4 separate regions of the Homo sapiens genome follow, and regions 1, 2 and 3 are each linked to region 4. A link is a contact called in ENCODE Hi-C data. All regions are on one chromosome and are shown on one strand. Each heading gives the region's core, a stretch centred on a gene start or an enhancer-like site at or near the end of the contact. The rest is flanking DNA. Distances are from core to core; before and after follow the strand shown.

What was found. A loop is a pair of places that touch in the nucleus more often than their neighbours do. Pooled maps may share reads with other maps.
Region 1: a loop to region 4 is called in a map of CD8-positive, alpha-beta T cell, with 11 times the contacts of the local background. The contact joins the promoter of CLN5 here to the promoter of MZT1 in region 4. A Hi-C loop is called at or near these places in 4 of 168 maps with a recorded cell type or tissue (CD14-positive monocyte, CD8-positive, alpha-beta T cell and naive thymus-derived CD4-positive, alpha-beta T cell), 1 of 37 single-sample maps with no recorded cell type and 16 of 50 pooled maps.
Region 2: a loop to region 4 is called in a map of naive thymus-derived CD4-positive, alpha-beta T cell, with 9 times the contacts of the local background. The contact joins the promoter of KCTD12 here to the promoter of MZT1 in region 4. A Hi-C loop is called at or near these places in 1 of 168 maps with a recorded cell type or tissue (naive thymus-derived CD4-positive, alpha-beta T cell), 5 of 37 single-sample maps with no recorded cell type and 10 of 50 pooled maps.
Region 3: a loop to region 4 is called in a map of B cell, with 6 times the contacts of the local background. The contact joins the promoter of FBXL3 here to the promoter of MZT1 in region 4. A Hi-C loop is called at or near these places in 3 of 168 maps with a recorded cell type or tissue (B cell, CD4-positive, alpha-beta memory T cell and naive thymus-derived CD4-positive, alpha-beta T cell) and 10 of 50 pooled maps.

What each region holds. Positions count from the first base shown.
Region 1 is chr13:76,987,550-76,994,623 of GRCh38, reverse strand. It overlaps CLN5 (CLN5 lysosomal BMP synthase), which reads right to left and starts at 2,543. Exons shown (of 4, transcript NM_006493.4): 1 at 2,353-2,543. The coding sequence starts at 2,525. It also overlaps the pseudogene DHX9P1. RefSeq lists an enhancer at 1,039-2,238 and silencers at 2,260-2,499, 2,960-3,029, 3,120-3,209.
Region 2 is chr13:76,885,155-76,891,596 of GRCh38, reverse strand. It overlaps KCTD12 (potassium channel tetramerization domain containing 12), which reads left to right and starts at 5,192. Exons shown (of 1, transcript NM_138444.4): 1 at 5,192-6,442. The coding sequence starts at 5,449. The coding sequence ends at 6,426. RefSeq lists silencers at 4,965-5,394, 5,795-6,064 and an enhancer at 5,678-6,177.
Region 3 is chr13:77,022,785-77,029,564 of GRCh38, reverse strand. FBXL3 (F-box and leucine rich repeat protein 3) reads left to right here and starts at 2,406. Exons shown (of 5, transcript NM_012158.4): 1 at 2,406-2,738. RefSeq lists silencers at 2,286-2,335, 2,506-2,785, 2,806-2,865.
Region 4 is chr13:72,725,635-72,731,946 of GRCh38, reverse strand. MZT1 (mitotic spindle organizing protein 1) reads left to right here and starts at 4,318. Exons shown (of 3, transcript NM_001071775.3): 1 at 4,318-4,423. The coding sequence starts at 4,345. It overlaps BORA (BORA aurora kinase A activator), which reads right to left and starts at 4,024. Exons shown (of 12, transcript NM_024808.5): 1 at 3,940-4,024; 2 at 2,854-3,021; 3 at 560-666. The coding sequence starts at 3,006. RefSeq lists enhancers at 3,743-3,792, 4,513-4,582 and silencers at 4,003-4,152, 4,676-4,857, 4,813-4,872.

The DNA of each region.
Region 1 (7,074 bases), core at 1,294-3,793, 4.3 Mb before region 4:
TATTTATTGAGGCTCCACTACATATATAGTGAACTATAGTAAGAAGGAGGGAAACAAAAATTAAAACACTGTTCCCTTTCTCATGGAACTGTGGGTGGGAGCTGGAAAGACACTGAACAAGTAATGAGTGTGGTATGTGCTAGACTAAAGGAATGAGTCCTATGGGCACACAGGAAGGACAAATCATTGTTAACCAGGTATGGGATGAATGGGGTGGGGAGGGCAAAGAAAGAGATGAAGGCCGGGCCTAGGTTTTTAATGTAGTTGATTAGAAGGTTAAGACAGAAAGGCAGAGGAAATGTTAAGTATTGTAAGACAAGCCTGGCACATTTGGTCTCCGGTAGGTACGGAAGACTGGATTTCAGGCCTCGACGCAGGAATGGAGACGGAAGAGACTGGCAGGGGCTGTCATTTTGTCACTAGGAGAATGTGCATGGAATTCCCTGCCTTATAATTGGGGAGGGCTAAACTTAAAGGATGTTAAGTAGCAGATCTGACAGGACTGAATTTGCTATAAAGTAAACCTTATTTCACGAATTAAAAGAGGGTATGGAGAGAGGCCAAATAAAACATGAGAGATCAGTTAGAAGGTGACCTCAACAATGCAGGCAAGAAAAGAAGACCGGAGAAGGCCACAGCAATAGGACTCGAGGGGCACTGCAGCTGAATTCAGCTCAACAGACACACTGGTCACCTATAATCTGGCACTGGGAAAGAAAGAAGTGGTGGCGACAACAGCTTCTATCTAAGAATCCTAGATCCCCAAGGTTGTAGCCAGATCTAACAAATCTTAACAAATCAACAAAAATTTCTATTTTAACTTAAGAAGTTAAAATCTTTATGCTAATCGAAACTATTAACGACGCTCCCAAAAGTTTCTGCTACTTGGGTACAGTGTTTTATAGGCACTTACCTGGTTTAAACAAATACATAATCACATGGAGATTTCACTGACACAGCAAAATCTATTTTAGTTCAAAGGTAATTTAAGTGTGAACTTAATAAACTTAAATATTATATTCAATTGAGGGAATTAGATGGGAGCACGTACTTAATATCTGAGACTTAAAAAAAAAATCCACTAAAAAGCCATAGTCAACACCTTGCCCTAATGTTAAATCAAATCGTTTGGATTTACAATTCTTGTTCTATTGAGTAATTTTGACTTCTTACAAACATTTTATTATTAACATTTTCCAGAAAACTAGCTTCAACCACAAACTTCTCTTTCCACGTAGTATATCACACAAAACAAAAAAGTGTTGTAAACATTTCAGTGAGCAGAATACACTATCTAGGTTTGACAACAGCTGGCATTTTACTAGATTTAATCCTTCCAGCAAACCTATGAGGTACGTGCTACCACTATTCCTATTTTTTGACTCAGGGCATGTGGGCACAGAGATTCTGAGTAACTTTCCCAAGATCCCTGGTGATGACAGAGCCAGATTTGACCCGCAGCAGGCAGAACTCCTTCCCACTCATACTGTCATACAAAATAGCTGTTTTTTTCAGGTTTGTTGTGTGCAGTTTTAGCTGTTGATTACTTATGCTAGTAAGTTAAAATTATGTCCAATGATGCTTTTGGTTTAAAGAAAAATAGCTGTTTTCAAAAACTGCTGGTCTTTCTCCTGCCTGATGTTGACACCATGTTTTCTTTCTCTGTGTTTAGCTATCTCTGACCGCCGGAGGCTGTGTCTTCTCTGTCAAAGGCTGGAATCGACCTCCCAGGTGTGCGGGCTCTGTCCCCGACTTAGGACCGGCGTCCTACCTCCAGGCTGAAGACTGGACAAAAGCGGTGACAATCTTCCCGGTCTAACCAGGACTGCAGGAGACGGGGATTCCCGGGATGCGCGACTTTTGAGGGCAAAACTGGGAAGTCCCAATAAGGACTTCGGATCAGGTTCTGATCAGGTTCAAACCAGAGCGAGTTGGTCGCCCAGTAAATTGTACCAAATGTTCCGCGGTAATAACTAACGACAGTGCATGATATAAATAAATGCGATAGACAGTGTTTTTAAACTACTCAAGAAATCAGCTACTTGTACCCAGAAGTCCCTCCATTAAATAACATTACTCTCCTTTTCTTCTTCCACGATTCAGGACTGTCCTGAGTCTGCCGCAAGTGACCAGAGGGGACGAAAGGTCCCAGGGCTGCACGTAACGAGCGGCTGCGACTCCCCAGTCCTCAACTTTGCTCTCAAGTGCGCTCCGAGCGTCACCCGGCGCTGTCCCCGCACCATCTCGTGACCCGACACAAACCACGGTGAGCAGGGGTCCCCGCCCCAGCACCCCATCCCCCATCGTCAACGCCGACCCCAACCCCGACAGTGCGCGCGCCGCCGCACTCACTTGTAGGGCACCGGCCAGTGGCGCCGGGAGGGGATGCCCGAGACCCGGGACCAGCCCGGAACCACCGCGAGCCAAAGCAGCGCCAGGGCCCAGCACCAGGAAGCGCGTCCCCGAGCCGCGCCCGCGCCCCGCCGCATCTCGGCGCCCTGTGCCGTGTCTACCTCCTGCGCCATCAGGCTGCACCCAGTACTTCCGGAGCCTCTCGAGGCCTGCGACGCCGGTGGGAGGAGCATGCGCGGAGCCGCCAGTCCGGGACGCGGGGCGCCTTGCCCCTGCGCGTCAGCTCCAGAGCTTGGCCCCAAGCGCAGGTTCCGGCGCATGACACCTCCCCGCGCCCGGCCCGCGGCGGCTTCCACACTTTGCAGTCCAGGAAGGTGCTTTGGTCTGGCTCCCAGGAGAATTCGATCCAGACCTGGGGCGTCATCTTTTATGAATTGACCTGTCCTTGCCCAAAAGCCACCACCAAAACCAAAAATCTGTCACCGGGGCTCCTCCCAACACCGAACTTTTACCCCATCCCACAGGGCCCACGCTAGGTGTCAACAAACGTTGAGTGAACGAGAATGTGTATTTGGAGCTGAGGGTGCAGGGCTGGGGGTGCAGTGAGGAAGAAGGGACAATAGTGCGGAAATGGCTCGTCGTCACCCGACCTGGGCCAGTCATAACAGTGGTTAACACTGACAATATGTGGTCCCTGCCACTCCCCAAGTGCTTAGTGGGGAAATGACTCGTCCTCACTCGACCTGGGCCAGTGATAACAGTGGTTAACACCGACAATATGTGGTCCCTGCCACTACCCGAGTGCTGCCGAATCTACCCCCTCCCCTACCGCTCCCCTCACAGGCAGGTGTTCCTTGCTTGGATCTGTCACTTCACTGGAAAGAAGTTTCTGCATCACCTTCTCTTCTTTGACTCTTCAACTAGGTCAAGAAAACAATGGCATCAATTACCCGGCTTTTGAGGAGCCTCTTGTGGCATGCTTTGCTGTTAGGCACAAATACTGACTTAAGTCTATACGTAGTACATTCAGGGCCTTGCCATAGTCACTTGTTTTTACCAGACAGCAGTTTTGCAGGGCCTTAGACCGGGACTTTCCAATTCCTTCACTTCACCCACAACTCGTGTGAAGCATCATAATGTTTGTAAGCCTATGGGAATAAGCAAGGTGGCTTCGGTAGCCGGAGATGACCACCACAATCCATTGGAGGATATGTAGCTTGTGGGGGTGTCACTGACTTCCTTGGGCCCTCCAGGTCTCTTGATTACATATGGGACTCAGTACCCTGCCCCAAACACACACTCCTTTGCCCACTTGCTGCTCCAGGTTTGGGGGTTTTGCGGAGGTTCAGGCTGGGCTGCATTTTACCATACGTTTGTCTAAGCGTTTTGATAGCTACCTAGCTCTCCTCCGTATACTATGGCCAAATTCAAAATTACCAAGGCTAAACTGGCTTCTTCAAAGACCTGCCCAAGATAAGAGGGGGAAGCATTCTAGCCCTGAGAGCTGAAATGTAATGTCTGATTTGAAGGGCACCTGAAGGATTCCGTGGCCCCACACTTGAGCCTAGCTTAAAAAGCAATCAGCAGGAACAGCTTTAAAAAAAAAAAAAAACATTGATTAGAGCATTTACAAATCCTGGAACCATACACAGTATGATGTATGAGGGCCACAGTAGATGGCCTCAACAACCAGAGCCTCCGTGGCTGCCTGGAGAGCGGTGATGCAGGCAGCAGCTTCATGAGATATTTGCAGTTTAATCCAGTCATCTGCAAGCACAATCTGCCCATCAGATTGGACTTTCTTGGAGGCAAAGAGAAGCAACTGCAGTGGGGTGACTAAAGTCATGCCTTTAGCAGAGATGGCTCGAGTTCAAATCTTTTCACCAAATACAAAGAAGGGAGATAGGTACTTCATGTCTTGGCTACTAAAAGGACAATTAACAGTAGATGGTTCCAGGTTCCATCTACTGTTAGTAGAGGGCCACAGTAGAACCTCCCATTCAGTTCAGGACTTCCCAGAGCTACAAAAACAAATTCAGGTTGACCTTGTTCAGTGGTGGAGGCCTCTGGTCTTGCTTCTGCCATCTGTCTCTTCATTCTGTGTGCAGGGAGCTTTCATGGTAAGAAAGCACTTCCTAGTATTGGTTTTTATTTTTTATTTTTTTGGAGACGGAGTCTCCTTCTGTCACCCAGCCTGGAGTGCAGTGATGTGATTTCGGCTCACTGCAACCTCCGCCTCCCGGGTTCAAGCAATTCTCCTGCCTCAGCCTCCCTAGTGGCTGGGTACAAGTGTGTGCCAGTTGTAATTTTTTTTTTTTTTTTTGGTAGAGACGAGGTTTCACCATGTTGGCCAGGCTGGTCTCGAACTCCTGACCTCAAGTAATCCACCTGCCTCGGCCTCCAAAAGTGCTGGGATTACAGGCTGTAGTCACCATGCCTGGCCCTAGTATTGGTCTTAACTCAGCCTCCTGGTAGCTCCCATTCTTCTGGTCTGGTTTTGCCTTGGATGGGAACACTGATTAAACCCCATTCTTTTTGTCTATGACCCCACACCCCAAGCTGAAGGTGCTCATAGATTATCGCTGGTCGATACTGGTTGCTTCCCCCTTGTCCATGGCTTTTAAATCTTGAGGGCCCACAGACAGAACTAATTTCAATCTAATTGGTTTCCCTTGGATCCTTGCCCATTCAGCCTAAGACTGCCTGGACCACATGGCATCTCCCCAGATAGAGTGATAGGATTCTGGGGAAGTGTGGAGTTGAGATGAAATTTAAATAAGCAGTATTTTGGTAGACTCAAAGCAAAACAAGGCTGTATGTCAATGATGGTAGTGGCTGCTCCAGACGGCCTGCTGCTGCCATCAACACACAGGCTCTAGGTCTAGACTGCAAAGTGGATGAAGGGCCTATTTCCTTGGAGACTATGAAGTTAAAATAGCGATGGAGTTTTGTGTCTGGAAACCCCTTATCAGAAGCTTGACATCTGGGTTGTAAATTGAGGCCAATTCTCTGTGTGGAATGACTGAGGTCCTTCAAGCAAAGGTGGGATATTTTATTGTTACTGATGTAATTTCAAACACGAAGTTGTCTCTAATCTATGATTTTAGAGAACAAAGTTTCTTAGTGAATAAGAAAGCAGGAAGCCAGGCAAGGTGGCATGTACCTGAAGTTCTAGCTACTCAGGAGGCTTGAACCCAGGACTTTGAGGCTATAGTGAGCTATAATCGTGCCTGTGAATAGCCACTGCACTTCAGCCTGGGTAACATAATGAGATACTGTCTCTAAGAAAAAATTTTTTTTTCGTGTAATACTTTATTTTCCATTGTATTAAATGAAAGCCAGGAAAATATCAAGTTATTTTTAAAGACAAATCTTTACTCCTTAAAGAAAAATACAAACTGTGGTATTTCTAAGATAGATCGTTACATTTTACATAATATAAACAAAATCACTAATGCATCTATATGCTTGGTTTCCTTAAGCTACAGTGAACCACAGAATGGGTTAAAATGCATTTACTTTTTGGTGGGAAATAAACATTGGAAAAAAATGTCACACATAGCATGGCTTTTTTTTTCTTACTGTCTACACACAGGAACTGACATAACCAAGCCTTAACAGATGCCACCTTCTCTTCCTTGTCCAAAGTAGCCAGTTCCATAGGCCCCCCTACCACCTCCTCGCTGGAATCCCCCAGATCATCTGTAGCCTCTACTAGGCCCTCTGTAATCTCCTCCAGAGTTGCCTCTATAGCCACCTCAGGAAACTTCTCTATAGCCTCCACCAACACCTGCACCATATCCTGCCCGACAGGAGCTGGAGCTGCCACCATAGCCTCCGCTACGATAGCCTCCACTGCTATAGCCACTGCCATAGCCTTCACTGCCATAACTAGAACCTCCCCTTCTATATCCGCTTCCATTGTCATATTGGGCCATCTTAGGAGGACCTGGACCATCTCCATACCATGTACTGCCAATCATAAGGTTGATATCAGCAGCTGAGGGTCTAGAGATTTGACGGATCATGTTCAGTATACTTTCATTTACGGGGTCCAACTGGCTGATGATAGCAGGTTGTTTGGTTACTTCAACAACCAGAGCCTCAGTGGCTGCCTGGAGAGCGGTGATGCAGGCAGCAGCTTCATGAGATATTTGCAGTTTAATCCAGTCATCTGCAAGCACAATCTGCCCATCAGATTGGACTTTCTTGGAGGCAAAGAGAAGCAACTGTAGTGGGGTGACTAAAGTCATGCCTTTAGCAGAGATGGCTCGAGTTCGAATCTTTTCACCAAATGCAAAGAAGGGAGATGGGTACTTCATGTCTTGGCTACTAAAAGGACAATTAACAGATGATTTGTGGATAAGTGCATTACACCCTTCAGTGGTGAGAATCTTTGTCTTTTCCTTATGATAGCATACATTGGGGTACACACCAAAGGCCAGGAAGAGAGATAACAACATCCAAATTATTATCTGGTCCAGTGTTAGTAAACACTTGTGTCACCAAACAATCTTCTGGAAACCCAGAATTAATCAGAATCTCTTTGAGCTGAACTTTGACTTCCCAAGTCATTCTTAGTGTAGCCATATGAAGTCTTTTGTGCGCACAAAAACGTATTTCTGCTTCTTCTCCACCCATTCTAGTATCATCTCCGGCTTGGAATACTGATAAAAGGGCTACATGATGAGAAAATCCGTTTCCAGCAAAATTTCAATGGTT
Region 2 (6,442 bases), core at 3,943-6,442, 4.2 Mb before region 4:
ATATCAACATTGTTAACTTTTGTTTCTTTGTTTGGTTCTATAAATCATAAAAATCATACTCTAGAGATAATCATACAATGTTGGGATATTCTTTACTGTCTAGACCTGTTTTTTTTTTTTGTTTGTTTTGTTTTTTGAGATGGGGTCTCGCTCTGTTGCCTAGGCTGGAGTGCAGTGGTGCGACCTTGGCTCACTGCAACCTCTGCCTCTCAGGTTCAAGCAATTCTCCTGCCTCAGCCTCCTGAGTAACTGGAATTTAGACCTAGTATTTTGGCAGTGTACCCTATATAACATTTTGTTCTCTTTTCTTCAGGTTAAATATTGTCACATCTTTTACCAAATCTTTATTAAGATCATTTTGCCTCCGGATTCACTTAATGTTATTCAATTAATCTCTCCTTCTAAATGCAAAAAGTCAATGACTTCTAAAGCCTGCATGGAGAAAAGATTCACACATATTAGGAGGATGACAAATGGAATAAATATTTATTCAGGATAATTTCTGATTCTGCCTCTCTTCCCCTTTCCCCATAGTGTTCATTTTAATGTTTCTGCCATTCATTTGTTCATTCAGTATTTATTGGGAAGACTTGTCAAGCACCATGATAAGTGGTGGAAAATAATGATTCTGACACTTGAATGGTGTTTTACAATGTACAGATCATTTTCACATATATTAAATTCATTCAATTCTCAAAGGCACTCACTTCATTTCACCAGTTCTTCCTCCCCTTTAACTTTATATTTCTCTTCATGTTCCTCATTCCTTTCCTTAAATCTTTGGTATGCAGAATACAGTAGTCTCCTTTCATACAAAGGGTATACATTCCAAGACCCTCAGTGGGTGACTGAAACCGTAGGTAGTACTGAACCTGATTGCTGTCCATTGGAACATGTTTCTCTTCATGTCTTCAATCCACAAGTTTAATGCCTTTTCCATTTTCACTACACACTTATCATGCACTCTGTGCCATACGTTTTGTGTTTGGAGGTGTGACAGCAAAACTAGCACAAATTTTTCCTTCATAATTTCACAGAAATTTCACAATGTCTACATTCTTATCATAGATCTTAGCAACCTTGGGATGTAACTTTTTTTTTCTTATTAAATTGAGAACTTTCACCTTTTCACTTAAAGGCAGCATTTTATGGCTTCTCTTTGGCATATCTGAATTGCCAGCATCACTACTCTTGTAATTTGTGGCCATTTATTAAGTAAACTGAGTGTTACTTGAACACAAGCACTGTGATAGGGTGATACTAAGACAGTTGATCTGACAGCTGAGATGGCTACTAAGTGACTCATGGGTTGGGAGTGTAGAGGTGTGGATATTCATGTCCAGGGCAAGACGAAGCAGGACAGTGGGAGATTTCATCACACTACTCTGAATGGTGTGCAATTTTGAATTTATGAATTAGTTATATTTCTGGAATTTCCATGTAATATTTTCAAACCACAGCTGACCATGGGTAACTGAAACCATGGTAATGGAAACTTTGGATAAGAAGGATTACTGTGGGGAGTGGGAGGGGAAGCTGGTTTGAAGAGAAGGCAGTAGGTGGGGGAGAAGATGCAAATGAGATGAGAATGTAGGTCCAGAGATGTTTCCAGTATCCTCCACTTTAGGATCAAAGGACAGGTTACTTGCAGGCACACTGTATCTTATTCAGGAAAATACAAAGAGTTACTTGAAAAGGAGCAATGACCATCAATTAGCAATGACCATCATTAGAAACTGGTTTGAGACTAAACACAGGGCTAGTGGGTTTCCAAATCCTCCCCAATCCCTTGCAATCAAGCATATTTAACATACTGGAGATGCTAAAGAGTTATGACTCTCTTCTTATAAACACTCAGGCCCTCAAGTCCCAGCATCAGAGTTCCCCAGTAGTATTTCCTTTTGAATTCTGTGATACCAACCAATAGGCAAGAAACAGAACACACAAAATTAACTAGAAAAACATTCCTTGTGTTTCAAATCACCTGTTTCATTCATTATTATATCTCTCATGCATTACCTGGCTTCCATAAGGAAATACCAATGGCTTTTCTGCAGTAGACTAGCTGGTGGTTGATGACTACCTTATGTCAAGATGTAGAGAATGATGATAGTAGGCTGCAGGTAGTGAATAAGCACACGGTATCACTCACATTTGACTCTGTACTGATCATCTCAAGGGTACTTTGGAGATTCACAGGATACAAGTAGATGACACAATACATAAACTTTCAATGTGAGCTCACTCATAACTCAGGCCCCTTTAACTTGTTTGACCCTGTGCCTGGAATGCTCTTCCTCCAAAACTTCCCATGGCTGTCTCTTTCTTATTATTCAGCTCAAATGTCACATTCACAGAGATGCCTTCCCCAGGCACTCTGTATAAAGTAGTATTCCACACTCAGTCCCTCTATCACATCTTATAATTTTATTTTCTTTGTGGCATTTATCACCACCTGAAATAGGCTTACTTATCTTTATACTATATTTATTTGTCTCCCTCGCAAGACTATAAGCTCCTAGTGGGCAGTGATTATTTTTTAACATGCAGCCTGGAATATAGTAGTAGGCCCTGAATAAATAGTGGTTGAATGCTTGCGTGAGCAACAGATATTTATCAAATGCCTGTAATATACCAGCTCTGTTCTAGGCAGTGGGGGTGTGGCAGTGAACCAAGCAGACAAAAACTGCTGAAGTCTTGGAGTTTATATTCTGATGTAGGAAAAGAGTCAACAAATAAGGCAAGGAAGAGGAAGCTGCAGTGAGGCTGTGCTGCATTAAGAAGTGGAATCAAGGAAAGGTCTTGCTGGGCAGACCTGAAGAAGGTGAGAAGGGAGGGACCTGAACAAGGTGAGGAACACGGGAGGGAGGAGAAATGAGACTTTTACAAGGATGTGCAAAGGCCCTGAGAAAACAAGAAAGGGGCTATGTGGCTAAAGCCAGCCAGCTCCTGGGGGCAGGGCAGGAGATGTGTCAGAGAGGTGCTGGTGGGATAACTCCAAACATGTAGAGTCTTGTAAGCCACTGAGAGGACTTTGGATTTTGCTCTTTCTGAGATAGGAAGCCACTGGCAGGCTCTGAGCAGAGTGACATACCAGCCTTGGATTATAAGCAGGGTCCCTGTTTTTGTTCTGGTGATACAAGACTGTAGGAGCAGAAGTAGAAGCAGTTAGGAGACCAGTGCAATAATCCAGGCAAGAGATGATGGTGGCTTGGTCCAGGGTGATGATAGGGAGATGGTGAAATACGTTAATAGTCTAGAAAGATTTTTAACACAGAGCTGGCAGGATTTGCTGATGCAATGAGCAATGGTAATTATACAAAAATATGTGCAGAACTGATACAAAGAAGGCTTTTCTTGGATTTGTAGAAAAGAGGCTGGTTTTGTCAGGTCTCTGACACTAATATAACGCCTAGTAGCACAACCACCTCGAAATCCTGCACTGGGACTTGGAAGTTTTGTGTTATCTATTATTTATCCCAAAGAACAGAACAACAACAAAAAAAGAATGTTGAAATACATTCAGTATCAAAATCTGTACTTGCAATTAAGATAACTGGTTTGGGGGTTGATCTCATTTCAGCACACTGACATGAGCGCGGTAATTGTTGAGCAGATATAAACATTTCAAAATAAAAATGACATTTATCTGTGAGGAGACTGTGAAGCTCACTGGGTAGTTACACAGAAGGATAAATTTTATCAAGAACAAAGATCTTGCCTGATTTATCCTGATGTGTGGTCTATACTTCAAACTGATGTGATAACTGCGCAGACCCCTGACCCTTTGCTTATTGGGCTACACTGAAAGCGCTTTGGAGATTATTCGCCTTTGCATTCCTCACTCCCTGGTGCCCTGCAAATAATAGCAGGTACACAAGAAACATTCAGTGACCCAATCATTTCTTGACACCCTCCTCTGCACTCTTCTCTTTTTGCAGCATTCAGGAGCTCTTACTTATTTTCATACCCAAATCAGTGATCAGATAATCACTCATAAATATGACATTTCAGAACGTGCTGGGAGCAGCGCAGACAGTGTGTAGGGAGCCATCCAGAGGCCCCACCCACCTGGGAAGCCAGGGAAAGCTTCCAGGGGGAGGGGGCGGTTCTGTGGGCTGCAGTCCGAGGGGGAAAAGCAAACGTGTAGGCAGCAGGAGTTGAGAGATGGGATCCAGACAAGGGCCTTCAGATATATAAATATCCCTTTCTGAGACTGACGGGAACTTGGACAGGGCCGAAGAGTGACCGAGGCATGCGGGAGAGAAGGGGCGCCTGGACTTTTGGAAGGATAAACATGCAGGCGCCAAAGGTGGCTTTAAAAATTACGTTAGATCTGCAACTGTTGTGAGTCTAAGGGCGCGATTCAACGAAGGCTGAATGGGACCCGGAGACCGAACGTTCCGGAGTCTTACCCCTTCACTTCGAAGTGAAGTGCCTCGAAGGCCCTGCGGGAAGAGGGAATTGCAATTAAGAGCAGATTTGAAGCTTCATCTCATTTTGTCTCTGCAGCCAGAAAATAAACTATCGTAAAGCATCCTACTGCGGGACACTGAGGTTTGCTTTTTGTTTCTAGGTTTATTTATTTATTTTCCAGGCTGGCTGCAAGGCAACTTGAACAAAATCTGGCTGCGCTCGGACTGGGGCGGCTCTTTCGTCTCTCCAGGTTTTTCGCGTCTCTCTACTTTCAGTGACACGACAACCAACGATGGCAGGCCGCAGCTGCACTGCTGGAAGCGCCCAGTTCCGCAGGCGGGAGGGCCGGAGGCGGCCACGCATTTCCACTCCCGGGGCGACAGGCTTCCGAAAGTTCACGTCCTCCTTCCAGAGTCCTTGGGTGCGGGCTGGGGCGAGAGGGGAGGGGGCGCGGTGACTGTCCCTCCAAGGAGCTGTCTTCCGAAGCCGCCAAGTCTCGGGCGGGTCCTCTTCGGAAGAGGGAGAAAGTTGGGCGGGACCACGGGGCGGGGCTGGTGGGTGGGGAGCGGGTGGGAGTCCGGGCGCCCCCAGCGCTCGCGAGCCGGGGTGGAGCCAGCAGCCCCGCGTGGCGTCCGCGTTTAAGATGCAAATCGAGTCCCCGCTCCCCACCTCCCCTCGCCCGGTAAGCGAGGCTCCGCCGCCGCCCACGCCTCCTGCGCGCCACGGCACCAGAGCAGGCGGCTCTACTTAAGCAGCGCGCGGGCCGCGACCCGGCACTCGCCTGGAGCGCGCGGGCAAGGCGGGCGGAGCGCACTGGAACTCAAGGGGGCGCACAGCGGCGCGCTCGCACCGCTCGGCTCCGCGCGGCTCTAGGAGGTGGCGGCGGTGGCGGTGGCGGCGGTGGCGGCGGCGGCGGCGGCGGGGCGCAGGGCTGAGCGAGCGTCCGGGTTCCGGGGCTCCGGGGAAGGCGGTTGCAGCTCCTGAGTGCAGCGCGGCTTCCTGCCACTGTCCCGGCCCGGCCACCTCTCTGTCATGGCTCTGGCGGACAGCACACGTGGATTACCCAACGGGGGCGGCGGCGGGGGCGGCAGTGGCTCCTCGTCGTCCTCCGCGGAGCCACCGCTCTTCCCCGACATCGTGGAGCTGAACGTGGGGGGCCAGGTGTACGTGACCCGGCGCTGCACGGTGGTGTCGGTGCCCGACTCGCTGCTCTGGCGCATGTTCACGCAGCAGCAGCCGCAGGAGCTGGCCCGGGACAGCAAAGGCCGCTTCTTTCTGGACCGGGACGGCTTCCTCTTCCGCTACATCCTGGATTACCTGCGGGACTTGCAGCTCGTGCTGCCCGACTACTTCCCCGAGCGCAGCCGGCTGCAGCGCGAGGCCGAGTACTTCGAGCTGCCAGAGCTCGTGCGCCGCCTCGGGGCGCCCCAGCAGCCCGGCCCGGGGCCGCCGCCCTCGCGGCGCGGGGTGCACAAGGAGGGCTCGCTGGGTGACGAGCTGCTGCCGCTTGGCTACTCGGAGCCCGAACAGCAGGAGGGCGCCTCTGCCGGGGCGCCGTCGCCCACGCTGGAGCTGGCTAGCCGCAGTCCGTCCGGGGGCGCGGCGGGCCCGCTGCTCACGCCGTCCCAGTCGCTGGACGGCAGCCGGCGCTCGGGCTACATCACCATCGGCTACCGCGGCTCCTACACCATCGGGCGGGACGCGCAGGCGGACGCCAAGTTCCGGCGAGTGGCGCGCATCACCGTTTGCGGAAAGACGTCGCTGGCCAAGGAGGTGTTTGGGGACACCCTGAACGAAAGCCGGGACCCCGACCGTCCCCCGGAGCGCTACACCTCGCGCTATTACCTCAAGTTCAACTTCCTGGAGCAGGCCTTCGACAAGCTGTCCGAGTCGGGCTTCCACATGGTGGCGTGCAGCTCCACGGGCACCTGCGCCTTTGCCAGCAGCACCGACCAGAGCGAGGACAAGATCTGGACCAGCTACACCGAGTACGTCTTCTGCAGGGAGTGAGCTCCCCAGACCCCCT
Region 3 (6,780 bases), core at 1,157-3,656, 4.3 Mb before region 4:
ATAACTTGATCTCAACCTCTGATTAATGTTGACATCAACAAGGATAAGTCGTATTAATAGATGTACCCTTGATATGATGTGATGAGAATGGTACTTTATACCTCTGTAGTTTTCCTTCTAAAACATCCATAGTCCCCATGTAATTATAAGAAAAAAACCTAAGACAAACCCCAATTGAGGGACGTTCTACAAAAATACTAAAGCAGTACTCCTAAAAACTGTAAAGGTCATCAAAAACGAGGAATTACAAGATGGTATTTAAGGAACTACTGCAACATAATCTAATCTATCCTGATCATTGGTGTACCAAGGCTGGGGTGGTGTGGGAATAGTCTACACCATTCTACGTGGTGGAGGGGGTACATTGTCTGTGGATAATTTAAAACAATAATAAAGAGACTAATTGTTCATCTGCTTTTTATTACCACATGCATTGGCAATTCCAAACAGGGTCAGTAATAAATTATTTTTCCCAGTTGGATCAATGTGCTCCACACTCATCCTTTCTCCCACCTACCATGCCACTGATCTTGATGATACAATTGATAAATGTAAATAAGTACTGACTGATTAAAAAATAAACGTTTTTTTTCAAAAAAAATGAGGTGAAATAAAATATTTGCCAATAACAGGGAAGAAAAGGGGTATTCAATAGGTCAAGTGTGCCAAGGTCCTTGTCTTGTTTAGGAGGAGAATAGATCATAATGGCGAAAAAAGAAAAAAAAGAACTATGATTGGAATGTGATATAACCGTAATGTGATACAATATTAACGTAATGCAACCTATGCTCATCATGTTTACTGAATTGGTTTAATGTATTTTGCTGATCATTTATACTGTTCACCCAACTTTAAATAAATGGGCCTGTATTTGACTTATTTGTTTTTCCTTAATAATTATCATTGTCCTTCTTAGAACTTCCTATTGTTCCTCATCATCCAGTCACTGAGGGACCTAAACAAATGTTGCAGCTCAGGCAAATCCACACTCTTATGCTACTAGAGGCTTTGTACAGTTTGATTCAGTGATCTGACAGCTGACAGGCCCTTAAAAAACACCGAACAAACAACACTGGCATTTCCCCACATTGAATTCATTTTATTATAGAAACAGTCTCACTCTCTCACCCAGACTGAAGTGCAGTGGTGACATCATAGGTCACTGTAACCTCCTACTCCTGGGCTCCAGCCATCCTCTCGATTCAGCCTCCTGAGTAGTAGCCGGGATTACACCAAGCTCGTCTGATTTTTTAAAATTATTACTCTTCTATTTTTTTGTAGAGACAAGAGTCTGGACATATTGCGCAGGCTGGTCTCCAATTCTTGACCACAAGCAACCCTTCTGCCTTGGCTTCCCAAAATGTTGGGATTACAGACATAAGCCTGTACCACTCCTGGCCTCACACTGAACTTCGACGTAACTTTATACATGGCTTCCTAGCTCAATTTCTTGAGAAAACGGGAAGAACGGAGAGCTCCCTGGGCACCACTGCTTTTCAGTGTCTTATACATGGGTCTGAGTGTTCTAAGACATCTTTGAATGGAAAACTACTTTCTCTCTTTTTTTTTGGAGGTGTAGAGAGGAATGGCGCATGATTCAACTTAATGATATTGCACCTAAGAATGTTTCTAACTGTAAGAAAACGCAGTATCAAAAAATCCAAACTTTAAAACAAGTCAACTAGGTAGCAGTTACAAAGATGCCTTGATTTACAAAAGGATTCACCAGAGGTTTTCTTTTCAGCAGCTTTGTAATCCTTTACTTTCCCCATTGCGTTTCAAAAGCTATTTACAAATTTCAGGACTCTATTTCATAAAGCAAATGTCGTTTTTAAAATGTAATAACTCTAATGATAAAAGCCACTTTAGAAATATTGGGAAATACAAATATTTGAAAAACAAAAACCATGTGCAATCCCAGCGTTAATACTCTCACTATTCTGGTACATTTCCTTGGCATCTTTTAAGCACCACTTATGCACATCGATGCGCGGGTCTTCGGAGACTGTATTTAACTCCTCGGTTTCAGGCATCCGGGGCGGCCACCCGCGGGCCGCGGTCCCCAGCAGGCTCCGGCGAGACTCCTTCCTTTCTTTTTTCTGCTCCACCTCCCTAAACCTTCCAGTTTCAGCCACAGATAGTCTCTTCCACATATAGCTAGCTTCAGCCCTCCCACATTCCATCTCAAAACAACAAAAAAAATCCCCTTCAAGCGGGAGTCACATCTCTGGCAGGAAGGCAGAGGCTCGTCCCACAGCAAGGAGACTGGGGCGGCCGCAGCGCGCGCTCCCGCTTGGGCGCGGCCCTACTCCCGCCGGGCTCCGCCCCCCCCCCGCCCCCTTCCCGCCCCCTTGGGCGGGGACGCGCCAGGGAAGCGCGCGGCCGCGAGCCCTGGGCGCCATTTTAGACTCGCTGTTTGTGGCCCAGGTGCAGGAAGCTTACGCGGTGGCAGCCGCTCGCTGAGGTAGTCTCTCGCGGCGCCGGGGATCCCTGAACACAGACAGCGCGGGACTGAGAAGGAAAGCTTCTTTCTGGGCAGCCAGAGCCGCAAAGGTGGAGCCGCGTTGGCGCCCTCCGCGGGACCAGCGCCTCGGATGCGGGCGGAGCGCGGGGGGCCGCGGCTGCGGGAGCGCGAAGCGGGGGGCCAGGGGCGCCTCATGTGAGAGCCGCGGGACCTGCAGCCGCCGCCGTCCCCGGAGCACGGGGTGGTGTGTGGGGGAAGCCGCCCCCGGCAGCAGGTAACGGCGGAGGGGCAGGGCCGAGCCCCGCTGCGACGGCGGAGCCGGGGAGGGACCGCGGACCGTCTGTGGGCGGGCCGGGGTGGGGTGGGGTGGGGGGGGGCGCGGGGGCCGGGGCGCGCGCGGGCCGCTCCTCAGGAGTGCCGGGCGGGGCGCGGGGCGCGGCACCCAGACCTTGGAGCTTGCTTGGGGGCGTTTCCCCGCCGTGCCTGCTTCCAAACATGTCAACAAGGCGTGGTGCGTGTGCGGCGGCCGCCTGCAGCCTGCCCGCGACGCCGCCGCTCCCGGGTTCGCCGCGGCTCCTGCCAGGCTTTATGACCCTTGGCGGGGGCTGGTGACAGGCACCATGGAGCTCGCACTCTGTGGGCTCTCCCGGCGTCGGCTACGCCCGTGCTGGTAGCTTGAGCAATGAGGCACTGAAATGTCAAAGCAAACTGCCCAGGGTGGGGCGCATGAGAAATGTCAGGGGAAGCCAGTCGGTGGGGAGGTGGCGCAGGGAGGAGGGGACGCCCCTGCCGCTTAGCCAGGCGAAAAACTTGGTCAACTTGTGTTGAGCGGATTCGCGTCTGCCTTTGGCGTGGGCAGTCCTTTAGGTGGGGTTGCAGACAGGGGTCAGGAAGCAGCCCAGTAAATGGTCTGTATCTCCAAGCTGAGAGGTGAGAGAGATCATTTTTATTTTGTCGTTGCTAATGATATCCAGTTGAGTGACCCAGATTTTTTAATTAGAATCCTCCTTTTCTAACTTGAAAAAAAAGTAACTTAGTTTCTGTTATCTCTGAAATATTTATAAAAATACCATCAACTATCAGTTATCTATCTATCTATATGACCTGTAGACAGATTTTCGCCACTGTGCGCTCTCTAAGCATTTAGTTGTGAGTTAACCTCTTTATAGTGTTTTATTCTTGTAGTTCAGCCAAAGAATGCATATTAGTTTGATATTAGTAAAAGCAGAACAGAAAGGAACTGTGATGCCAAAATAGGCTTTTTAGAGTTAACTACAAATGAGCATTTAAAATTATTGCATGCCCAGTGTAAAAGTGCCTAATACAACGATGCACACGGCTAGCTGTTCACTTCCGGTCTTCACCTAATGAAGTTGCTTCTTTCAAAGTTTTTTTTTTTTTTTTTTTTTTTTTGAGACAAGGACTCACTTTGTCACCCAGGCTGGAGTGCAGTGGCGCGATCTCGGCTCTAGCGATCCTCCCACCCCAGGCTCCCTAGTAGCTGAGACTACAGGCATGGGCCACCATGCCCAGCTAATTTTTGTAGAGACAGGTTTCATCGTGTTGCCCAGGCTGGTCTCAAACTACTGAGCTCAAGCGATCCGCCCGCCTTGTCCTCCCAAAGTGCTGGGATTACAGGCGTGGCCCACCGCGCCCACCTGGAAAGTTTATGGAACATAGAGTTAGTTCACTAACTCCTTGTGCTGCTCAGCTAGTCTGTGGTCTTTCCTCAGTAGTTTGCTATTTAGCAGTTTGTAGTCATATCAGTCCCTCACCAAAAGCTGTGGTGGCCTAAGTTGCATTATTTGGGGCCTAGAAGCTTTGCAGGAAATTAAACTGCCAGAGCCCTGAAGAGGCCTAGTTTTGGTGCTCTAGATTTCTAGAGTCTAGAATGTCTCATTGACGTTTTATAGTACAGCTTGGTTCTCCACACTTCTTTTCAAATATAGGAGGTGTTTTCACTTTGACAAAAGTAGGAATTATAGGGTCCATTGATGTAAATTATTTGCAGGCTGGAAGATGCTCTGAGATGTTTAATTTTATGTATAGCAGAGTTTCATGTGTAAATAGATTTAATAAGATACTATTAAAGTAGTGTAAATTTTTTCATACATAAATGAAATCAACTTGGAAAAATTGACATTTAAAATTTTAAGTGTCCACTCACTTCTGTTATTTTCATGCACAAATGAGGATAGTGCAGAGGATATTTTTATTGGAATTTGGCCTTACATTTTTTTCAATTGCTTAATGCACTATAATTGTAACATAGACATATTACGTATGACAATTAACAGACTTAATTCAGCTATTTGTAAACTGGTAAGTTCTTAAAATAGGCTTTGGTGATCATATAGTGTTTTTATATCTAGATCAAGAGATACTGTCCCTTAGTGTTGCATACTGTTAAAAAAAATTTTGTCAACTTCTTTAACCTGAACTTGGAAAGGTATTTAAGTACATTTTATTTAAAACAGTACTATAATAGACAAAAGAAAGTTTCTATTTTTAGGACCAGCAAAGTATTTATTAGCAAAGACTATTATGTGAATAAGGCTACCATTTTATTTTTGTTTATATATCCATATACTCTAAAGTAAAATGAATCATTCCGTCTTTAAGTTGTCTAGTTCTGGTTTTAGAAGATTGTTCTCCAGAAACAGGCAATCAGTATTCTATAATAAGGTGTAGAAATTGCAAAGACTGTCATTCTTTTTTGAATCTCTGTATCTCAAAATTGTGAGTAGTTTTAGGTGGTCAGAAGAGAAATTATAAGCTCTGGATAGCAAACACTTTGTTCTTTGACCCAAATTTTATATACTAAAATTAAAGTAAGCCTTCAGGGTAAGTTAAAGCAGAAAAATGGGTCATAATAACAGTGTTATCTCAGCCTCTAGTGAGGGATTATTATTAGAAGAGACTTAATATTAAAGATTACAGTGTAGACTATACACTTTTCTCTAAACTTATTAAAAAAAAACTAATCTCAAGTCACACATAATTTCCAGTCTTCCATCAGACTACCTTCTTGCTGTCACCTCTGTCATTCTATTTTCTCTCTTGTTCTCTCCCTGATCAGTAGGGTATACGTAATATATTTTATTCACATAGTTGGGAATAGGAGCAGTGAAGAATAGGCAGTTTATTGCACATATGCTAAGACGTCTTTGACTGACTTTCATGGCATTAAGGTCAGAGGCCTCTGCCATTCTCTTTTTACTCTCCAGCCCTCAATCCTCTTTCACAAGTTTTGCGAGGTACTGGGTGGAGAAAGTCTGCAGAAACATTTGTTTTACAGTAATGCATATGCATATCCTTCATCTCACACAGGAATGAGAAATTCTTTTATGCTGATAGGCCAGAGGAGTGTTGGAGCAACAAGCCATCTTTCTGAAAGATTGTGACCCCAAGTTTAGGTCGAAACCACTACCCTGCCAGAACTGTTCTCTAGAAACAAAAGTATTACAGGCTCTGAACTAAGTAACTACCAGTGAGTGGTCTGCAGCCATTTAGTTTAGAGCCTGCTATACTTTTCCAAAAAGTCCGATTACACGGTAATGCATTGATAGTAAAAGAAAATGTGTAAAACATAAAAAGGGAAGAGATGTTTGCAAGAAAAAAAAATTACCTGTAATCTGCCGTCTACTGTTGGTTACTATAATAATTCAGTGAGTCTACTTCCAGGGTGTGTTTTCTCGTACACAAGCTCACTTGCCCTGTCTCTCTGACACACACACACACACACACACACACACTCTCTCTCTCTCCATTTTAAAGCAAAAATAGAGTCGGGTGTGGTGGTGCATGCAGATACTCTGGAGGCTGAGGTGGAAGGATTGCTTGATCTCAGGAGGTCGAGGCTGCAGTGAGCCATGATCGTGCCACTGCACTCCAGCCTGGGTGACAGAGCGAGACCCCATCTTGAATGAATGAGTGAACGGAATGAATGAATGAGTGAACGGAATGAATGAATGAATCATTCTCTGCCTTCTGGGTAGTAACCCTGGTTTTTAGCATGTTGTGTACTTTAATGTCGTTAATGCTGGACTGCTTTCCTACACAACAGTCATATCTCAACAGTTCAACAGTCGTATCTCCCCTTTGAAAAGCCTTAATAGTATTGCATTTCTCACAGAAACCCTGTTTTATTAAACTAATTTTGGAAATTTAAGCACAGGAATATCAAGTAATTTGCTCAAAGCCACATAGCCAGTGAGAGGTAGAGCCAGAATTCAAACCCAAGGAGCTTGGTTCCAGAGCCCATTCTCTTTAGCCATAATACTGTTTTGCCATGAAAAAACTATCTTTCAAAGAAA
Region 4 (6,312 bases), core at 3,069-5,568:
ATAAGACTGCACTGGGTGATATGTAGAATTCTAGAAAATGTAATTCAGATTCCAAGTGAATTGTTACAGTTGGATGATGTCTAAAAAACCGCTCTGTTGCTAATGGATACCCTTCCATTCAGTGCATACGTAACTCTTTGAGGGGGTTTTAGGTTTCCCCAAACATAGATAACAATGAAACAGCATTTTGCTTTACCCCAAATCATCAAAAAGACAAACTGAAACAAGTTAATGGCAGAAGCCACAACCATGTAGAAAAGTGCAAATTTCAAAATGTTCTTCTCTTAACTGAGTGCTAGGGGTACAGAGCTGTCACCTCAGTAGCAGAGGGAAAAGGTTACTTGTAAAAGAAAAAGGTATCTACTCAGGTCTGGAACTGTTGGCAAGAAAATCTTTCTGAATGTAGTTCTTTGAACTCATTCATTTAGATAGAAAAAATCTGCATCAAAATTTTTTCTCCCTGATACCTTTACATAGAAAAATACTCAACATTTAGAATTTCCTACCTCTCTTCACTTGAGAGTGTTATTAGACTTAGGTGCAAGAAAGGAAAACTTACCGAGAATGACTTAAGTATAAAGCTTGACGATGAATATCTTCTGGGTCTATTTCTACAGGATTTATTACAGCTAGTTGATCAATAGACCATCTAAATTTCCCTGGAGTCTTAACAAAAGAAAGTGAGCTTATGAGTAAAGGCAAACTAAAATAGTTCATCAAAATGCTAACCTATGTGAGAAATAATATGAATGGTTATAATATGAAAATATTTTAAAGCTTGTATTTTAAAATTTGACTTTACCATGAAATTAAATGGCAAAGGGTAATCATATCACATTCGATCAACTGACTTAATTGTATCTCTCTCTCTCTTTGTTTAAGACAGAGTCTCGTTCTGTCACCGAGGCTGGAGTGCACTGGTGTAATCTCAGCTCACTGCAACCTCCACCTCCCCGGTTCAAGCGATTCTCCTGCCTCAGCCTCCTGAGTAGCTGGGATTACAGGCACCCGCCACCACACCCAGCTAATTTTTGTATTTTTTTTTTTTTTTTTTTTTTAGTAGAGATGGGGTTTCACCATGTTGGCCAGGCTGGTCTCAAACTCCTGACTTCAAGTCATCAGCCCACCTTGGCAGTGCTGGGATTACAGGCATGAGCCACAGCGCCCAGCCTGTATCTCTTTTAAAATATCAGAATCTTTCACCTGGGTTGGAATTACGTAATACGAGAAAAATCACAACAGAGTAATAAAGATATAAAACTTTCACAATTAACACTCATCAGTGTGATAAACTAAGCCCATGTAAAAGTAAAAATCTCTCACAGTTAACAAACGTCTTTACTTTCACTAAGAAGGAACTGAAATTAAAGTCCTTAGTCACTTTGGAGGTGGCTGCAAAAGCTCACAACATAGTTGATCCTTAAAATAATTATGAATGGCAACCAGTGCTGCCTTTCTGTACTCAACCATGCAACTGAATTAAAGGTTTATCCAAATCCTAATCTGTAATTAGAAATATATTCTAGGCAAATTCAGTCCTAAAAACGCAAGATGCCATACATTCCAACTTTGAGGATTAAGCTGCCGTCAATCTATTATTTATTTTTAGTAAGACCAAGAGATAAATTTTAATGATTCAATTAAAAATCATAAGGTCAGATTGATGAAATGACTCAATATAAACTGCTCGACCTTCCACTAGTACATACTTGCTCATTGTAAAACCTGTATGAAAGTGTAGCAGAAACAGCCACCCTATTTGCAGTTTTTCTAAGTAACTTGGTAGGTTGAAAGATCCAAGGTCAAAAGAACTTATCCAGTGTAGCAAATAACAGTAAAATAAGATAAAGTGGCCCGGGCATGGTGGCTCATGCCTGTAATCCCAGCACTTTGGGAGGCTGAAGTGGGTGCATCACATGAGGTCAGGAGTTCGAGATCAGCCTGGCCAACATGGTGAAATCCCATCTCTACCAAAAAAAAAAAAAAGATAAAGTGATGAAGCCTTTTCTAATATCCTGAAGAACACTTTTCCTTCATATTACTATTGTCCTAAGTACTAATCATATCACCTATCACACTGCCTTGATATTACTCATCTAGTTCTGTTTAACACATTAAAATAGGGGTTAGTTTCTTTTTATAATAGATTGCAAGCTAAGAATTATTTTGACAGTTTCAAATGGTTGGGAAAACAAACAAAAAAATATCTTGTGACATGTGAAAATTATATGAAATTCAAATGTGTCCATAAATAAAGCTGTATTGGAACAGAGTAACATTTATCTCTTTACACATTGCCTATGGCTGCTTTTGTGATACAAGACAGAAGTGAGTAGTTGTGACAGAGACCAAATGACCTGTAAAGCTTAAATATTTACTGTCTGGCCCCTAACAGAAAGTTTGTGACCCATACATCGGAGTATAACCTCCTTAAGGATTTGTGCCTAATGATCCTAACTTGTTCACAGTGTAATCCCTGCTTAGCACTGTATCTGACACATAGCAACACTCAAATAATGTTTGCCAAATAAGTGAGAACAGAATATTAGATGATGCAGCTTCTTCTCTAATGTATTAGTAGCTATATCGTCAACCACAGAATGTAGCTACACCCACAACTGCAGGAAGCTAACGTATGTTCTTGAACTTAAAAAAAAAAAAATCTTCTAGCTAACTTATTAACCTAACCACTAGATTATAATGAACACTACAATTTAAAAAAGTATATTGCAGCTATATATGCTCCATAATGTATTTCCTCCTTACCTTGTAAAGACAGATGTTTACATTTAAAATTATTTGTAATTACTTACATTTAAAATTAGTTGTAAACACTAGTCAGGAATAACTTACTGGTAATTTTGTTGATTTAAAAACAGAAGGACTGGCGAGAGTTTGTTCATGGAGATTAGAATAATCACTAGGACTTTCAAAAGGATTTAAAACAGGGATCCTTCCTGGAGTTTCTGGTGTTATTTGCATCTTTGATTCCTTGACATCTCCCATAGCACAGAGAGAAAACTAAAAAGAAATCAAGAGTATGCATGTTAAAATTACAAAGTCCCATAGATATTAATTTTAACTATTAAAATGTACTCGACAAATGTGTCACAAAAAACAACTCAAAACCTCACACTCTTGGGGCTATGATACAGCTTACAAAAAAAGTATCACATATAAATGTTCTCAACTGATCCTCGAAACAACCTTGAAAGCTATAGCAGTAACTTACTAGTGATATTATTTTGCGAAAGTATTAAGCTCAGAGAAGTGAAGTGGCTTATACGCAGCAATCAAATATGAATGAATTCAGATCTGCCTCTGAGGAAACTAAAGGTTACAACAGGCCCAGATCTCTTCTCAACTAAAGGACTTATAGCTACAATTTTTTTTAAATTCATCATCTCATGTCTCAACACTATGAACATTCTTCGGATACCCTATCCAACTACAGTTGCTATTAAACAATTCTTTGTAGCAAGCAGGTAAGAGATGAGGAAGCTTGTGCCTTTCTTGCACATGAGTCCTAGCCAGAGAAGTATGATTGACAGGGGCTAGGAAATTAACTGCCTGGGGTCCCCTTTCCTCCAAAAATCCTCCTTTCGCCAAGACCTCCCCTCCACCCCTCCCGGGATAGAAAGGGAGACTGCATTACTTGCAATCAAAGGAGGCTACAGAGGCTACACCTTGGCGGGGTGGGGTGGAAAAGAGTCTACTTCTGGAAGGTTGAGATGCAGCCGGCTTCCCTGGATGGAGTGCGAAGGAGGCGTCGCCCCCAACCCTACGTGGCCACTCTTTCTGGTGCCCCTCTCTTCCACACCTACTCCCTGACTGCTCCCATTCACCAGGGGCGAGCGGGCAGGCAAGTCAGGAGCTGGGAAAAGAAACCTCTCCATTCAGACAGGAGGAAAGGCCAGGGACCACAAAGAGCGTACCTACCGGTGCGTACAAAACGAAGCCCCCAGTACCGACTCCAGGGAGCTCCGGGGGCCAGGCCAGCTTCCACGACAGGCATAGACTCTTTAACTCCCCGCTTCCGCGCTGTCTTGGGCCAACCAGGGCACGGGGCTTGTGAGCGACTAGCCAATCGTGTCGTCCCGCCATCCGCGAACCAGCCAATCGCACGGAGGCCGCGTAGGAAATTCGAATGGCAACTCCTCGCTCCACGTTCCGCGCAGAGGAACGTGGCTCCAAATTCAAATCAACGCAGCCTCACGCCGGCGGCGAGCGCGAGGGGCGGAGCCTGCCCGGCGTGGGCCGAGACGCGCTGTGTGATTGCCTCGGAGAGAGGAAGGCGCTCCAGTTCCGGGTCAGGCCCTTCTCCCGCCTCCCTCGGCCTTAGCCATGGCGAGTAGCAGCGGTGCTGGGGCGGCGGCGGCGGCCGCGGCGGCGAATCTGAATGCGGTGCGGGAGACCATGGACGGTGAGTTTCCGTTGCGCTCCCTTTACCTTGCGTGCCTTCCCAGAGCCAAGGCCCCCAGGCGGGAATGAGCCTGGGGAGGACTTCAGGTCCCCTTAGTGCCCCAAACGGCATCTTCCAAGATCTTTGGTAGGGACCTGCCAGGGCCGCAGGGCTGATGGCCCTATCCCTTGAGAGTTGTCTCCGCCGCTGCGTAGTTTGTCGCGCGCGCTAGGCGTTGCGGCCCCTAGTCAGCCGGTTGCGCACCGCGTCCCTCTCGCGCGAATGCCGCGCCCCCTCTATCCCGCATCCCAGGTCCGCCCTACCCGCCCGATCTCCTGCGGTGACAGCGTCACGCCCACCCCACCCAGTACACCCGTTCCCTCCTGCGTGCCGCGTCCCACCCGATTCCCGCCCGGGGCGCTTCGGGGGTCCCCAAGGTTGGGATCCCGGCGGGGACAGGGGCCAGGTGTTTGGTCACCGCTATGCCTCCTGTTCTTCGCACTTAAGTAGGCACCTTTAATATCCGGCGAATGAACAAGTTCCCCTTTGGTCATAATTATCCTAGTTTCCTCTTGAAGCGGGTGACACCAGTGCCCAAGTGCTATGGTGTCGCCTGTTTTCGGCCCCGGAGGCACGTGTGTGTGAAGCCTACACAAGTGTTGCAGAACACGAAATTTGTGTCTTGCGGTTACCCTCTGTCTACCCTCTAATGTCGGTTCTGCCACTTTATGCCCCTGTGGTGAGCTTGGACTAGATACTTAAACATCATTGAGCCTGTTTAGTTTTTTTTTTTTTTTTTTCTGTAAAATAAAACCCTACCTCCAGGAGTTGTGAATATTTAAATAAGACAACCATGTAAAAACATATCAAAGATGATCAATTATTTTTATATTATTTCAGATGGCCTCTCTCTTGTAGTCTTCTTTCTTTGTCTCCTTTTTACTCACATCCACCTGTATTATGAGTGTTTGATCGATGTTGTTATTTGCAGTGGGCCTAGACGTTTTCCAGGGTCTACTCACGTCAGCTTCCGTCTCTGTTAAAAGATAACCCTATGAAATTCTCACTGCTGTATCTCTCTCTCCTTCACCGTAGGCTCTTTTTTTCTTTTTTGAGACACAGTCTTGCTGTAGTTGCCCAGGGTGGAGTGCAATGGCGCAACCTCGGCTCACTGCAACCTCCGCCTCCCGGGTTCAGGCGATTCTCCTGCCTCAGCCTCTGGAGTAGCTGGGATTACAGGTGCCCGCCAGAACACCCGGCTAATTTTTTGTATTTTTAGTAGAGACGGAGTTTCCCCATGTTGGCCAGGTTGGTCTCGAACTCCTGACTTCAGGTGATCCACATGCCTCGGCCTCCCAAAATGCTAGGATTACAGGCGTGAGCCACCATGCCCGGCCTCATTTTCTTATGTAGCACTTGCAGAGGGGCTGCTGGCTTTTTCTGCACTGGTCCTGGTTTTCTTTTCAAAGAATTACACTTTTAGAGCCTTTGCATCTAATTTTTCACTTGTTCAGTATCTACCTTGCTGTTTTTCTGAGAATGTTACTCTTAATATTCAGCTTATTTTTCTATCCTTTTCGATGTATCAACACTTAATAGTTTTATTTTGTAAGTGGATTTATGTATGAATATATATATGTGTGTGTATATAAATATAAATTTACTGTCTTGTATATTTCCTTGGAAAAAGGTAGAGTATAAGACCTCACTTCTAGCCTATTTTCTTAGGTTAGCTGTACTTAGGTTCCTTATGTATATGGCCACAGGATCCCATTTGAACAGAAAACTCACATTTTCTCTGGTGGAATCACTGATGTACAATTGAGAACTGATGGTTTGTGTTGGCTGCATCATCAAGATCTCTTCTGAGAAAACTTGGTGTGAAATGAAGATTATAAAGAGAGTAAGAA